Linked DNA regions of Homo sapiens: region 2 is linked to region 1. Evidence: chromatin contacts called from ENCODE Hi-C or POLR2A ChIA-PET data. All regions are on one chromosome and are shown on one strand. Each heading gives the region's core, a stretch centred on a gene start or an enhancer-like site at or near the end of the contact. The rest is flanking DNA. Distances are from core to core; before and after follow the strand shown.

The links. Hi-C counts contacts between places; a loop is a spot of excess contacts on that map. ChIA-PET counts read pairs that join two places held with the same protein, here RNA polymerase II (POLR2A). Pooled maps may share reads with other maps.
Region 2: a map of naive thymus-derived CD4-positive, alpha-beta T cell shows a loop between it and region 1 (24-fold over the local background). The contact joins the promoter of CHIC1 here to the promoter of BRWD3 in region 1. A Hi-C loop is called at or near these places in 1 of 168 maps with a recorded cell type or tissue (naive thymus-derived CD4-positive, alpha-beta T cell) and 6 of 50 pooled maps. POLR2A ChIA-PET finds 5 or more read pairs at or near these places in 1 of 52 experiments (CD4-positive, alpha-beta T cell).

What each region holds. Positions count from the first base shown.
Region 1 is chrX:80,807,821-80,813,309 of GRCh38, reverse strand. It overlaps BRWD3 (bromodomain and WD repeat domain containing 3), which reads left to right and starts at 3,433. Exons shown (of 41, transcript NM_153252.5): 1 at 3,433-3,869; 2 at 4,006-4,064; 3 at 4,268-4,297; 4 at 4,712-4,771. The coding sequence starts at 3,839. LOC124905202 (a long non-coding RNA gene) reads right to left here and starts at 4,502. Exons shown (of 2, transcript XR_007068278.1): 1 at 4,017-4,502; 2 at 540-1,199. RefSeq lists an enhancer at 3,119-3,198.
Region 2 is chrX:73,560,373-73,566,023 of GRCh38, reverse strand. It overlaps CHIC1 (cysteine rich hydrophobic domain 1), which reads right to left and starts at 2,827. Exons shown (of 6, transcript NM_001039840.4): 1 at 2,444-2,827. The coding sequence starts at 2,739. It also overlaps the pseudogene MAP2K4P1. RefSeq lists a silencer at 2,848-2,907.

The sequences.
Region 1 (5,489 bases), core at 2,184-4,683:
TCCTAACCCCAGTACTCGTGAATATGATCTTACTTAGAAATAGGGTCTTTGTGGATGTAATTAAGTTAGGGTTCTGGAGATGAGATCATCCCGGCTTAAGGGTGAGCCTGAAATCCAATGACTGGTGTCCTTATAAGAAAAAGGAGAGGAAGATTTGACATGTCATATGAAAGAAGGCCATATGAAGGTAGAAGCGGACATTAGAATTATGCTCTCACAAACCAAGTAATGCCAGGAGCCACCAGAAGCTGGAAGAAGCAAAGGATTCTCCCCTAGAGCATGGCTTTGGCAAACACCTTGATTTTGGATTTCTGGCCTTTAGAACTGTGAGAGAACAAATTTCTGTTGTTTTAAGCCACCCAGTTTGTAATAACTTGTTATGGCAGCCCTAGGAAACTAGTATACCTACCAAGTAAATACTCCAGATTTATTTTCTATGTAGATCAATTTTTGCTTCAGTTTATAAACATTTTCCTCCCTGTCCATTTAAGACTTTGGCCACAGGGTTAAGAGTGGTGATTCTAATTGTTCCAAAATACTTCAGAACATTAGTCCCCATTTATTAGTATTGATCTTGAACAACAAATAAACACATTTCATGGGAACACATACATTTCAATAACTTTCCTATTCCCTATCTAGGCATTACAATCAAGAAAGTAGCAGGGAAGTTGTGCCAGTTCATCAATTTGTTGCTTATCATCTCCAAATTCACCATTATTGACTGCTCTGTGAAAATGGATCTGATCCATTTAAGTATTTTTCCTTTTGTCAGCTGGCAATGAAGCTTTTCCAGTAGAGGAAACTGGAAAGATGTTGCAGAGAGAAAAGGTTTTGCTCCCTCCTTCTGGCCGGCTTACTGGGTAGGGTGTTCCTGCAGCTTGTGCAGCTCTCTCCAGTGGCTGGCTTCTGTGTTGCAGTTTCAATAGCACCAGGCCACTTCCCCTGGCACCCTCCCTCTTGTGGTTTTTGTAGTAGAGTTCCTCTGCTGAAACATTTCCCTATGAACATCCTTCTCAGGCACTCTAGCAGGCCAATTCCAGAGGGTGGGTTTCCAGCAAGTTCTAGAATGCAGGGTTCCAGTAATTTCCAGAGGTTGGAGTTTCAGCAAGTTCTGCCTGTAAGGCAATACAGAATATTTCCTGCCATAGAGTGACTCTCCACTGGCTGTGTTCTCTCTAAGAAGGTCTGGATCTCAGCTAAGGGAAGAGAATGCTTTATCTCAGTTCCAGGGGTAGTGGCTATCATATCTACTATTATATACCTGCTACATCTGTAGTATTTAGAGTTCTCTTTACTTCTTGCTAGCTAAGCCCTCATTATTCCAATTTCCTGTTATCATTAATAATTGAACTGACTGATACAGAGGTGATCATGGAATAACTGCCACATAAATTTTGAAAGAGTACACAAATACATTTTCACACGAATTTTATAACAATTCCTTGAAGTAGACATGGCAAATACTATTTATTATTCACATTTTACAGGTGAGGAATGAGGTTCACAGGCTGTGAGTGGACCAAATTCATAGTCATTTTTATCATTTGTAAAATGAGAATAACAATTGAACCTATCTCCTAGGGTCATTGTAAAGATTAAATGAGGTAAGCACGTAAAAGTGCTGAGGACATGATAATGGCTTGTTAAGTGTTAACTGTTACATACAGGTCAAACATCCCTAATCTAAAAATCCAAAATTCAAAATGCTCCAAAATCCAAAATTTTTGAGTGTCAACATGATGCCACAAATGGAAAATTCCACATCTGACCTCAAGTGGAGGATCACAGTCAAAAGGCAGTCAAGACTTTGTTTCGTGCACAAAGTTATTGAAAATATTATATAAAATTATCTTCAGTCTATGTGTATAAGGTATAAATGGAACAAATGAAATTCAAATTTAGACTTGGGTCCTATAGCTGAAATATCTCATTATGTATATGCAAATATTCCAAAATCTGAAAAAGTCCAAAATCCAAAACATTTCTGGTCCCAAGCACTTTGGATAAAGAATACTCAACCTGTACATTATACTTCAACTATAAAATTATTCAGTCTGGTATTTTGCTAAACTACTTGCAATGAGTTGTCTAGGTCTCATGTATCTTTTTATATCATTTTGTTGTATCAATTATTCATATTTGTTTTGTCAAGTTCCATGGCAATAACAACCAAAGATAAGCCTATCACTTCACAATTACCTCCTGTGGTTATTGCTTTCTGAGGAAAAAAAAAAATTACAAGTGAGAGCTAATCAACCTAGGCTAAGTTTATGTCAACTTAGAAATTCAAGGCCCACTGTGGTCAGTGGCAGAGCTGAGTGAGGAAACCCAATTCCCAAGAATATAGCCTTAAATTTAGATGAACCTTCAAATTGTAATATTTCAATGTAAATAATACATGCAACTTAAAATGCATTTCTGGTCTCATCAGGTTTAGGTGAGGGAGTGGGGTGGGGACAGGATGTTACGGGAAAGTAGGGAAGAAAAGGACCCGGTTTACTAATCTGTGTCAATTATCATACCAACCCCTTTCATCATTGAAGATTTCAGCAACCAAATACTGAAGGTCAGTGCGGTACCAAGGGTTGGGGTTATATATTAAACAGTGTAGTCCCGAACCTGTAGAAAACTATTGATACCTTGCATAGAGATAGGCAATAATACATAAAGATTATTGAAAACTCTTGGTTAAAGTACTTTAGTAGTATTTGAAAACACAATAGGAAATTACCCTGTAGGAATGGGATGTGTTAGATCCCAGCCGTAGATACGGCACGTGTTAAACTTTCAGAAGGGGAAACATGCTTCACGGCTGATTGCAAATTTCTCATGCAATATTTGTCAGAATCCAGGAGCATTTTAAGTGGTCTTCTAACAATATAAGCCCCGCACTTTGGACTGGTAAGTACAACATTTTCATTTGGTAAATAATAATAATTTTAAACAGAAACAAGTCACGACCAAATAGCGACTCATCCTCCCCCAGGCATAAAACCCTTTAGCCAGCTAGCCGCCTTTCCACGGGGTAGAGTATAAACAGCAAACAAAACCGCTTTGGTACCGGGAGGAAAAAGGGGAAAGGAGTCGAGTCAAAACACCGTCTCTTAAGTTCCTCAAGATCAACCCAGGGGGAAGGGTCCTCCACCGGAAAGGGCCGGATTGCCTTCACAGGAAGGGAAAGTCACTCCGGAGCTCGCAGACGCGAATGCCACCACAGAGTTCCAAGGCGGCTGCCAGAGCGTCGGCCGTCAGTTAGCACCTCCCCCTCCTTCCCAGAGCTGTAGCTAAGCAACCATCGGGCTCCGGGAGAGTCTAGGCTCAGCTGCTGTATTAGTGCCTCTAGCGGGGAACTATGAGCGCTGCAAAACCCTATCACCATTTTTACCCTCCCCTCTCTCCACCCCCTTTGCCCCCGCCCACCTCTTCGCCACTTCGGCTCCTCCCTCTTCTCGCTCCGTCTATCTCTCTCTCTCTCTCTCTCTCCGCCCCCCCACCCCCCGCGTCTCTCTCTCTCTCTCTCTCTCTCTCTCTCTCTCTCTCTCTCTCTTTTTCCTCTCTCTCTCTCTCTCTTCTCTCTCTCTCTCTCACTCACTCACTCTCTCTCTCCCTCTCCCTCTCCTCTCCTTCCTCCTCCGCCTCCTCAGCTCTTGGGCTAGAATATCTATGGGTCGAAACGTGATGCGATGAATTCGAGAGAGAGCGAAACTAGGACGAGGAGTGCGGCGGAAGCGGCGGGACTCCCGGGCATGGGGGCTTCACCACAATAGAGGCAGCGCCCCCACCCGCCCCCGCCAGCCCCTCCGGAGCGAAGCCCCCAAACCCCCTCGGGAAAAGGATGGCGGCAGCACCTACCCAGATCGAAGCCGGTGGGTAGCTGTGTCGGGGGGTGGGGGGGTGCTAAGGGAATGGGGGCTTAGCGCGAAGGCTGTCAGTTTCTTTTGAAAAAGCTTCTATTTCTCTTCTCTACCTCCCTCTGAACCTCTTTTCCCCCCTCTTCCCCAGAGCTGTATTACCTGATCGCTAGGTTCTTGCAGTCTGGACCCTGCAACAAATCCGCTCAGGTAAGGGGAAGAAAGAGATCTGGGAGTCGTGGTGAATGGTCCCAGTGGGGAAATCGAGGCAGCGGGACGAGCAGTTCCGTTGAGGGTGAGGGAAAGGCCGGCCTTGACTAGTCAAACGGTCAGCGGCTGGGCTTTAAGTGTGGAGGGAGGAATGGGTTGATGGCCCGAGCTGCTCCTCATATCTGTGTTTCCCTTTTGCTCAGGTGCTAGTGCAGGAGCTCGAGGAGCATCAGGTACGGAGCCCCTTCGGGAAGGGTGGGGAGGGTTGAGGTGAGACTGGAGGAAGGGGAGGGCAAGTCAGGGGCGGAAGACGGGCTGGGATAGAGGCTTCGATCTGGGTACCCGTAGCTGTTGTCACCGGGGTGAATTGGCTTCTTCCCTCAAAAGGGGCAGACAACGCTGGGGTCTTAACTCGTCCCCGCTTTATGCTTGTGGGAGGCAGTTTTTCAGGATTTCCTTCTCGACCCCCCTTCCCCCCCCCCCCCATATACTTGTCTAGCTCTGAGCCAATAGCTATCAGGCCGAGAGAAATAAAGACGGTAAAGTGTTGAGGACTGGGACACAGGTTGGGTCCAGTTGATGGGGAGCGGAGGCTTTTCCTTCATCATTTGCCTCCGCTTCCCCCTTTCTTTTCGTCCGGCCCCCAGCTGATTCCGCGCCGCTTAGATTGGGAGGGGAAAGAGCACCGAAGAAGCTTCGAGGATCTGGTGAGTAAAGTTTTCATTTCAACTTAACCTAACTCTTTCACCACTCCCTCCCCACCTTGTACCCCCAACCCGCCCCCCACCTCTCAGCCGACGAGGTTCTAGAGCTCGGTGCAGAGCCAAAGAACGACTGCCCCTTCCCCCATCCCTGCTAGTCGGAAAAAGGGTACCTTGCCCTCCCCTTGGCCCTGCTTGTTTCCACCCGAAAACTTTGAAGAATGTGAGTTGATTATCAGAGGTGCCGTGTTGTGGATTATGAATATGTTACAAACATTGGGGAAGGCCCATTGTAGGCGGAAAAGGGAGAGAAACCAAGGGGTTATCTTGGGGCACGTACTAAGGTCTGACGCTGGCCAATGACAGCGTTGGTAACAGCCCGGAGTTCCGGATTAGTGGAAGAAAACTGGTTTCTGGTTGGTCCTGGCCTGAAATACGGGAACTAAGGCCAGGCTTGGTCTTTTTTGGGGGGGGCGGGGGGGCAGGGGGGAGGCGTGGGAGGAAGGGGCTCTGGAGGGGAATTGACGGACCAGGGATTAGGAAAAACGACATAATTAAAAATAATAAGGAGCGTCAAGCCAATTTCAAATTTTGCCGGTTAGGTAATGGTCTACTGAGTAAAAGCATAATCGTTACGTATCTCCGATTTTATAAGCTCATTCAATTATCAGTTAAGTCGCATTTGCATAGACCCGTTTTCACTAAATAGAAACTGAGTTATCAC
Region 2 (5,651 bases), core at 1,578-4,077, 7.2 Mb after region 1:
AAAGAAATGAAACAAATGAAAAGCACGGGCAATGTGGAGAGGATGTTGAGCTTAAAATATACTGAGTTTGAGGTGAGGGCTCTCAAATTTTAAACTTTGAGAAGAAACAAAATGCTCTATACAACAGAAGGCTGCACAAAGAATGGAAAAAAATCAGGGCTGGTAGAGAATATTAAATATTTCATTCAGATAGGGTATATAGTTTAAGGCAACTCTAACACTCCTATGCCAGAAAAAAAATAAACAGAAGTTGATATTTTAGAAGTCGCAGAATAAGATTACCTACTTCATAAGGATATTACTTTAACTGATAAAAGGAAGGCTTCACTACCATACAAAGACCCATTTCTCAGATCCAGTTAAATTTTCTCCAAGACATGTAATCTCTTTCAAATCCCAAGACATTTAATATCATATGTGATTTCTAGGTATAAGAATGTGTACAACAAAACTAAATAAGTTTCCAAAGTATATACAATGGTTAGTGAGTCTAGTACTGGTTTGCTTCTTTTCAGGTTTTGGTTTCAGTCAATGAATACCAACAGTACTACCCGCATGCTCCTAATTAGAAGGACATTATACCAATCAGAAGGGCCTGGGCATGGCAAGTGTCAGTGTTCTTCTAATGAAGCAAATAGGTTGGTAAGTACCTGTGCAGGGTCGAATGGAACCATAAATAAATTTCAGGTAACTTAAATTTTATTTTCTTGTTCCTTCTCCTTTGCCTGAATTTTGCAAATGTGGAGGTGGAATGTTGGAGTATAAAATTATGGACTAAACGGTCATGTAACATAATCTGCATAAAAGTAACCTTTGGTACCAGCCATCATAATTAGTTTGAGTAATAAATTGTCTCCCTAGTGACAAAAGGAATGGAAGTAAAACCGTGCAATAAGTTGGCATCTGAATATTGTAGGCTATCTGCAAAATTCTTGGACCAAGAAAAATTGTCTTAAAATTTCCTAATCAAAAAGCAGCTCTAAAACCCTCCCCCAACACTTCCCCAATTTCAAAATATTTGTTAATATATTTGATGCAAAGATTACGAAAGTATATTACAATTAAAATACTCAACATATCACGCCTGTAGTCCCAGCTACTCAGGAGGCTGAGGCAGGAGAATTGCTTGAACCTGGGAGGCAGAGGCTGCAGTGAGCCAAGATTGCGCCACTGCACTCCAGCCTGGGCAAAAGAGTGAGACTCTGTCTCAAAAAAAAAAAAAAAAAAAAAAACTCAACATGTTAAAAATTGAAGCTAATATAAGGGAGGTAGCATATATATGATTTAATGTAACATGAACTCAATTGAAAGTCAAAGGGACTAGGTGAGCCATTATCAAAACCAGAGGCAGCATGACATAACAACAAAAGGCAACCTATTTTGAAAATGCAGTAAAAGATAGCATAGTTCAGAGGATGAACATGACACAGTACTCAAACTTCCAAATAGTTATGGTCCAAGCAAATAAAAATGAGGAAGCACTCTTTAAATCCCGGAGAATCATCAACATTTTTGCCTTGTAGCTGTTATGAAGTCCCTCCCCATTTTATTTTCTGAAATATTCAATTTTTCCTCAAGATTTCAATTTTTTAAAAAACCACCCTGGATAAATTTTAAAGAAATTATGCTCAGCTCCCAAAGTATTAATTTCCATATATATTTAATGCCTGTATATTTCATACTTGGGCATACAAAATCCCTTGGAGGTAAATTATCTCAGAACTGAAAAGCTTTAGAAACCATCTACTCCAAACCCTTCATTTTAGAGATGAAGAAATCAAGGCGCAGAAATGAGAAAAAGCAACCTGACCAAGGTCACAGGGCCAGTAAGAAGCAAAACCGGGACCAGCGTCTAAGAGCCCTGACTCAATCCATTTCTTTTTCTACTTTCCATAGCTGCCTCTCATCCTGAACCTCTAATCGAGTGATATATAAGGAAGGATTCGATAGGAAGAATGGATGGATGAATACGTGGGTGAATGAACATTCTATTATTATTCACAAAATATATCATGTTTCTGTTTTGAAGAATGCAAGCCTAGTTCTTGTCACATGTCACAGCAATTGCTGTTTCCCACAAAGTATCAATCTTGTCAGCAAAAAACCCTCTGGTACATCCTGCAGTTTAGAGACTGTTCACTTGCCAGCATACATACAAGAAAGGAGACTCACCCCTACTCCAATCGCTCTGGCTCCCAAACCCCTAACTTCCCTCTCCTATACTCACTCTTTACCTGGCATTGGTGCATCATATTTACATTCTCCTCACTTCCTTCACACGTATCCACCCATGGTTTCCCCATTTAGACCAGGTGTCCTTTCCTAAGTGTACGCCTCAGTCAATCAGTCAACCCTCCCCCACTCCACAGGCCCCTCGATCACTTCTCATTCCTCTGTTGCCAAATCTCAGGCATTTCAAGTCCCAAGACCCCCTCTCGCTTACACAGTGATGTGGCCGGCACCCCGCACTAATACAGGGTCGGGAGCATATCTCCGCAGATGCTCCTCGCTCACTACCCGAGGCGGGGGCGGCGCTTCCTCCTCCTCTTCCTCCTCCTCCTCTTCTTCCTCCTCCTCCTCTTCCTCCTCTTCCTCCTCATCCTCCTCGTCATCGTCGGGCCCAGATACCGACGACGACGACGACGGCGACGACGACGACGTTGCCGCTTCTTCTTCCTCCTCCTCCTCCAGTTCCGAGATGGTGTCGAACTCCGCCATGTTGGGCAGCAGGATGCTCATCACGTGACCTCGCGATCGCCGCCACGCTCCCGGAGAAGAGTTTGAACCTGCCGAGGTGCTGCAAGAGGAGGGGGAACGAAATGAAGAGAAAGAGGAGGGGTGTAGGGACAGGATTTGAGGAGACGCGCCTGCGTGTTGGGCAGACGGGGGGGTGGGGGGGCGGCTGCTGGAGGCGGGGGCACTAGAGAGGAGCAAAGTCAGTGTACGCTTGCGCAGCTCCAAGGGGAGGGGGCCGCTAGAGGTGAACTCCAAGGAGTTATCCAGGTCCGGTCTGCGGGTGCTCGCCTTAATACTGCTCTCTGAGCGTCAGCTACTTGTATTCGGGGTATCTTCTGATTTTATTGCTTATTAATTAATGCTGGGCATTATTAACCCAACTGCAGGCGGGTGAGAGAAAGCATATTGTATAAAAGTAAGGTTAGAACTTTGTCCAAAATATCTCAAGGTATATACCAATCCCTTACGTTTGTTCAGCATTACAGTTTAAAAGCCTTGCGTCATAACTTTGCCACAATCTTGGGAGGCAGGGTAAGCACTTTTATTAGCATTTTACTTAAGAGGAAACTTTTTACTACTTCTCCTATGTAATACTTAACGGAGGACTTATTAACTCAGGGACTGTGCTAAGTGCTCTGTATGTATATCTCATTTAATCCTCTGCAACCCTATGAGGTATGTATCATGATGATTTTATATTACAGATGGGAAATCTAGGTGCAGAGAAAATAAGTAATTTGTCCAGTGTCAGGGAGCTACTAAATGGGAGACCTGGTTTTAAATTTGGTGGTCTCTTCTGATTCCAGAAGCCCAGTACTCTTAACCAAAGGGCTGTACTGCCTGAAGTTGTTTGGAAAGATTTTGTAGAATGGTGCCTCTTGGGCTCTTCCTTAAAAGATGAATCAGAATATGCATGTTTGAATTTTGGAGTGTTTTTTGGGGGAGGGGGCGGATGGAGGGGGTGAAAGGAGCATTCCAACCTAAGGAAACCTTAATTAACATCATCCATTTTCCAGACACTGAGCTAGACCCTCACATACAATATTTCAGTTAACCCTTAATCCTGAGAGGTAAGTATCATTATATCTATTTTATTACATGACAAAAGTGGGTCTCAGAAGTTTAAGTAATTTATTCAAGTCTATGGTGACCTTTTGTTCAAAATTTTCCATTTTAAATGGTCTATCCTATCTTCTTTACACTCACTAAAATGTTGTGGGGATCACATATTTTGCGTATCTAAATAGTGTGCCAAACTGTTTCATACTTGGCAGCAGCACAAAAATCCATATCATTAAGACAGTAAAGTCACACAGCTGCTAAGTAACAGAACAAACACTGTAATCCAGGCATTCTAATACCAGCTTCACTGCTCTTTCTGCTACTCTACGGCTGCATCCCAATCAGATGGTGTGTCTCTGGGGAAACAGACATAGTCAAACTTTAATTTAGGATGAGCACGACATTATCAGTATAAACAAAGCATTTAATGTGTGTGAAGTAGGAAGAAATTAGTTCTGTAAGAGAAATGAATCAAACCATTATCATCAAGGAGTATGTGTTATTAAAATGAAAAGCCCATTTTTATTCAAAAGTTGGTTTATTTAGGGAACTTTAAAAATAAGTCGGAGATCGAGACCATCCTGGCTAACAAGGTGAAACCCCGTCTCTACTAAAAATACAAAAAAAATTAGCCGGGCGCGGTGGCGGGCGCCTGTAGTCCCAGCTACTCGGGAGGCTGAGGCAGGAGAATGGCGTGAACCCGGGAAGCGGAGCTTGCAGTGAGCCGAGATTGCGCCACTGCAGTCCGCAGTCCCGCCTGGGCGACAGAGCGAGACTCCGTCTCAAAAAAAAAAAAAAAAAAGTCATAACATTATCAATAAGCAACAAATTATAACTTTTTGTAGTTTAGATAACTGTATCTACTAGCCAGGAATTATAGAAGATAGAACCTTAAAATATTTTGTATAGCCTTCTGGCAAGACATATATATCTTTGCTTTTTTGGGGTGTTAATAAATGTGTCAGAGTTAAGATCAAAATTAATACTTTGCAACAGTTCTTCTCTTTCAAGAGGCAAAAAAAAAAAACTGTAAATGACATTTAAAATTTTTCCAAATATCTTATCCACGAAGGTCCACTAAGTCTGTGTCTAGAGGGAAAAGTATTTCACTGACTACTGCTTAAATGGTAGTTTCTCCTCACACTCAAGATTAGGCTAGGAAAGGCTATTTGAAGTACAGGAAGGGAAAGGAGTAGGGGGTGGACTTTGTAATGAGTGCAAGTAAGATATTGGAACTATGGTAAAAGTGGAGAAATTATGGCCTTGAAGAATGAGAAGGAAGGAAAGGGATGGGGAAAATCTGTTAAAATAGAAAGAGGCCCCTCATGTTTAGTCAGATGTCAAAAAGACCAAACATTCAGGGAAGTGCTATACTTGGCTAAACACACAAGTGTAGTCAAATCTGTCCATCTGTTTTCTGGCTTATATGTTGTGATTAAAAGTCATATGTGATTCCAAAGGTAATTTGTTTTGCTTAAATATAGGAGAATTTGGAATTAAGCAAGCTGAAGAAAAATACATTTTGTTTATCTATTGTCAGTAAACACGAGTAACACCATGGTTTCTAAATGATACCTTAGTATTAAGAATAGTAAATCGAGGAGTAGATGGAGAAGAAAGCAGGTCATGTAACATTATGCCTAACTTGCTAAGTGGGGTATGGGGGTATTTCTCCCATATAATTAATAGAGACCTGAGGCATGAGATCATTAACCATCTGAGAGGGTTTCAACCTTAAACAGCTGAAAAGAATTGTAACCTTTTAAAGACAGCTTTATTTTATTTATTTATTAAAGCATTCAATTTATTGATTTTAGTCACAGTTGTGCAACTGTCACTACAAACTAAAACAT